Regions from separate parts of the Homo sapiens genome. Here region 2 is linked to region 1. A link is an interaction called in ENCODE POLR2A ChIA-PET data of the cell type or tissue named here. Cell type or tissue: GM12878. All regions are shown on one strand.

What was found. ChIA-PET counts read pairs that join two places held together with the same protein. Peaks named below come from ENCODE experiments on the same cell type or tissue, not always from the same donor. Only the 100,000 strongest peaks of a DNase experiment are listed, where the experiment ranks them.
Region 2: POLR2A ChIA-PET joins it to region 1 with 10 read pairs; 5 of 35 experiments call an interaction of 5 or more read pairs at or near these places.

Annotation. Positions count from the first base shown.
Region 1 is chr6:4,881,636-4,884,135 of GRCh38, forward strand. All of the region lies in intron 1 of CDYL (chromodomain Y like), which reads left to right. Among named protein-coding and RNA genes, the nearest start is that of CDYL, 110 kb to the left of the region's middle. In GM12878, no CTCF peak of the experiment used is centred here; no DNase peak of the experiment used is centred here.
Region 2 is chr6:4,800,180-4,802,679 of GRCh38, forward strand. The region is part of intron 1 of CDYL (chromodomain Y like); the gene reads left to right. Among named protein-coding and RNA genes, the nearest start is that of CDYL, 25 kb to the left of the region's middle. RefSeq lists an enhancer at 2,182-2,231. In GM12878, no CTCF peak of the experiment used is centred here; a DNase peak (open chromatin) is centred at 1,542; H3K4me3 peaks cover 2,162 bases; H3K27ac peaks cover 2,293 bases.

The DNA of each region.
Region 1 (2,500 bases):
CATATGATAAACCCCACAATAGTGTTTTTGGGATTTTGCATTAAACATTATTACACTGTCTTACAAAATTAAGAGAAACAAAAAATGAGTATTTATATTTATTCACAATTTCTGGTTCTCATTCTTCCTGTATATCTGAGGTTCCATCGGTACCATTTTGCTTCAGCCCAAATAATTTTCATTAGTGTTTCTCATGACAGAAATTGTTGGGAGACAATTCTCCATAGGTCTTCTGCATTTCTGCACCTTTTGCAAGCAGTGCACTGGCTGTGTTTCTTCTAGACTACTTTTTCAAGGACATTCATAGAGAAGACAAAAGTCATTTCTCCTGCCAGAGGCTGGAGCAGGCATGCTCACTATCCATCATAAAAGTTTGCCTTTTTAAGCTCAGGGTTCTGCTCCTGTGACATCGTCCATTGCACGCAGAGGTGTCATCCTCTGGGGACTGAGGCACAGCACACCGGAGCAGGAACATGTTGGTACCCTGGGTACTGCGCTTGCTCCCAGTTCACATTGATCCATGACTCAAGAGTCTCTTGTCGTCTGTGAGCGTTCTTGAAATTGTGGCAAGCTCACTTGTTAGCTTCTGTCCTCCTTGTGGTTTTTCTCAAAGAGGAGGATGGGAGTCTCATGGGTCAATGGGTGAGATTTTAGGAAAATCCATGGGATTTGTAGCTGACATGTTGACCAAATTGTTATCCTAGTGATAAATGGTCCTTCACTTTGCTGCCTGCTAATGAGGGGAAATTGGGGAGATAGTTTTAAACACAGCTGCCCAAACAATGCCCTGGTTATTGCTAATTCTTCTCTGGGTGGGAGGATGTCTTCACCCTTTGGTGGGCAGATGGTTCTGACCCTTTTCAAACAGTTAAAGGAGAGAAATTGATAACCACCAGGGGTGGAAAGCAGGCAAATTGTTTCATCTGAATGTTGGCTGGTTCTTTTGGGAGAAGAAGGGGTGGGACTTGTTAAGGCAGAAGGCTAACAGCTAGGTTGCCACATGGTTGGCTCTTCCAGCACTGGTCCTGCCAACCTCAGATGCACTGGTAGATGACAGTAAAAGGCTTAATTATTTTTGTAGTGGACCCTGGCAGCTTTAGGGATGTGCAGCCCTGTCGAAGATTACCCTGACATAGACAAACACCTGTGGGAAAATATTAGTGTCTAATAAGATCATCAACTAGTATTCCAGCTCTTACTGCCCCAGATGAGGTTTCCAATGCTAATGATGATGACCCACTGGAGAGTGAGAAATTTAACCCAAACAAGTTGACGTACATTCTTGCCGTCCACTCCACTGCTCTGGGAAATTCTCCCCTGGCCCTTCCATTAAAGCCACGTGATAACCCATGAGATGTTACCATGACTGTGGGGCCCGCATTGGTCAAAATGGAGGACATAATCAATCTGTGTAAGCGACCTAAAATTGCCTTGTCCCTCTTGCATCTGGCCCTTGCTTACAGAAGGGCTGGGTATGAGTAGGGTATCATTGGTAAACAGGTGAAAATAGCTCCCGAAATAGGAAACATACAATTTTGTCCTGGTGGAAGGAGAGCAACAATGCTAGTACCTAGGGAAGTGGGGAGTGCATTACACCTTGGGAAATTCTGGGACAGGGAACATTAATGATCCTTGTCATTCAGAACCACCCCTAGAGCCTTCCTCAGGGATGAAAAAGCCCTGGTGTGGTTCTCCCAGATTTTTGCAAGGGACTGAAGTGAAGCTTTCAGATCTGCCATTCCTCCTTGCCAGACCACTCTGGTGACGATTTGGTGCATTCCTTTGACCCATGCGGAGAATTCTATCAGAAGCAGCAGGGGATGGTGCCAGCGCCTGCACCTGCCACACAGAACACCTGCTAGCACCTCTGGCTGTCTGCCCACCCATACTCATGGCCATGGCACAGATGAGTGCCACCTGACTGGTGGAGCAGGCAAACAGGATAGATTGGACTGACCACTGTCAGGCAGTTCTTCCAAAAACAAGGGCAAGACTCAGTGATTGAACTGAGCTGTAGACCTTTAAGAGCCATAGCCATCTAGAAAGCTCTGTTGAAGGCACTGTCAGCCTATGCCCCTATGATGCAGGGCTCACTGGTAATTGTAAGCAGCACTTTCCAGGACCAATGCAACACTGAGACTGCACTCTCCCTCTGTGAAGGGCAGGTATTATCTCCCTTGTCTTCCTCCTAGAAGCATAGTGACTTGCACCTTAGCAGTGATCATCAGAGAACTTTGAGTATGTAAAGAAAAAAACTCCATCAGATCCTGTAGTCCTCATAGAACAGTGGCAAACTCTCCAAAATGAGTCTACCCTTGAGTATCTGGGGCAGCCCCCCAGAGGGATCATTGACTCACCATGTGTGTGCATCCTACAAGTAGCTTTCCCCACTGTGAGAGCCATAGACATGGTGGTAGGAAATTTGTCCATGACGTTCTCTAAAGTGATCCATAAAAGCATCTGGAAGCATTCATTAATGGATGATAGGATTGCTGTAGAT
Region 2 (2,500 bases), 81 kb before region 1:
TATCATTTTTTGCTTTTCTTAGGGAAGGGATTTTATTTGCTTTTGTTCCTCCTCTTTTGCTGATTTTGTGTTAACCAAAATTTCTTATTAATTTTAATTCTTCTGTTGGTTTTCTAGCTATATGCATCTTAGCTTTTTCTTTAATATTGAATCACTTTGGATAAGACATATAATTTTTTCAATGATGTGTTTCCAGTTCCACTACTTATCCTTAGTATTATTGTCACAGTTGTTGCATTTATATACTTTGTAAACCCATCAGTAGTGTTGTATTTTTTGCTTTATGCTGTCATCTTTTATAGAAAACTAAGATATTACATATATCCACATAATTACCATTTCTGGCTGTCTTCATTTCTTCCTGTAGCTCTAAGTTGCCATCTAGTGTAGTTTCCATTTGGACTAGAGATCTTTCTTTAGCATTTCTTGTTATAGATCTACCAATGACAAATAGTTTATTTGAAAATGCCCTTATTTTACCTTCATTTTTAAAGGAAACTTCTTCTGAATACTAGAATTCTTGGTTGACTGGTTTTCTTCCTTTTCCTTCTTCAGTAATTTGAATATGTGGTCCCAGTGTCTTCAGACTTAAAAGTTTCTAAGGAGAAGTCTTTGTTCTTATCGTTATTGTTGCCGTTGTTTTCCTGTTTATGACGTCATTTTCTCTGGCTGCTTTCAAGATTTTGTTTATCCTTGGCTTTCTACCATTTGACTAAGGTGTGTCTAGAAGAAGTTTTGTTTGTGTTATTCTGTTTGAGGTTTATTGAGCTTTTGGGAGATATTTCAGTTGTTGTGTCTTCAGATGTCTTTTCCTCCTTTCCTCTCTCTAGAGTCCAATTAAGGTACTGCTTCCTGTTGTCACATTTTTGGGAATTCTACTTATTTTTCATTCATCTCTTTCTCTTTATGTTCTTCAGATTATTCTGTATTCAGGTTCATTGCAGATGGCAGAACCAAGCATCAATCCGTTGCTTAGCCAGTCTAATGCATTTATTTTAGTAAATGTTTTGTTCAGATCTAGGCTTTTAGTTTTTCTGGTTTCATTTTTCTCCCTTGAGATTGCCATATCTGTTCACTTATTGATACCATATTTTCCTTCAATTCTTTGGGCATGTTTTTCAGACGTTTTTGAAATATTTATGATAAATGTTTGAAGTCTGTTAAATCCAACATTTCGGCTCACTTGGAATCAGTTTCTGTTGACTATCATTTTACCTGCAGAGGGTCAAGATTTCCTATTTTTTTCTTGTCTAGTGGAAAGTTGGACATATGCTGTAGTGAGTCTGAACTCTTGTGTTCTTCTGAGGATTATTGTGTTTTTATTGTAGCAGACTGTTAATAAACTGCTTGGTCAAACTACACACTTTGTTTTTCCTGTGATATGCAGCCGCTTGTAGCTCTCCTCTGCTCTTAGGTCTTTGCACTGGTGGTGGTTTTAGTGTGGCACCCTGTGAGTCTCCCCTGTGTCTGCAAAATTTGAAAGTTGGCTAAGGATCTGAGTAGAGATGGACTTTTCTCTGTGGTTGTCTTTATTCTGGGGATTCCCCTAGTTTCTAGCACTCCACCAGCTTTGAGCTCTGTACTCTGACATTTCAAGCTTTATGCCGCCCTAGCTTGAGCATAGTTGGGAAAGAGCATCATATTCACAGATTTGGCTCCATGTTACTCTTTTTTAAAAATATTGCTTTCTGGTTTCTGACTGCTTTTTCACCGTGCTGCTTGTGGTTTCCTCAGCACATATGTAGTATGTAGTTCAGCTGTCAGCTAGGGATTTCAGCATCTTATGCTCTGAATTTGAGTGTCACCTCTATATTCTAGTGCTGTCAGAGTGCTTTAAATTTCTAGCTGCTTCCCCAATTCCAGATTTTGATATCTGGCACCTTTAGTTGGTGAGGAACTGGCTTTTGTTTGCCCCCATGTTTTGCAGCAATAGCTGTGGGAGTTGAGCAGTGCCTTGAGCCAAGATGCCACAAACTCACAATTCTTAACCCTTCTAGTTACAGTTTTTGAGATTTAACTCTCTTCCTGGCTTTTGCAAATACTACCTTTAGATCATTGAAAAAAAAATCACTAATTAGCTTGGCATGGTGGTACACACCTGTAATTCCAGCACTTTGAGAGGATGAGGCATGAGTCTCACCTGAGGCCAGGAGTTTGAGACAAGCCTGGGCAACATAGTGAGACCCCGTCTTTACTAAAAATAAAAAAAACTTAGCTGAGTGTGATGGCAGTGTGTGTAGTCCCAGCTACTTGGGAGGTTGAGGTGGAAGGATCACCTGATCCCAGGAGGTTGAGGCTGCAATGAGCTATGATTGCACCACTGTATTCCAGCCTGGGTGACAGAGTGAGACCCTACCTCAAAAAAACAAAAAACAGTTATTATAAATGTTATCTGTGAGTGTTTGTGTGACCTCTTCACCCTTCCTGCCATTACAGAAAGTTGATATTTTTAGTTTTGAAATACTAGGGTGAGTATAGCTTGTCTGTTTCATGAGCGTGT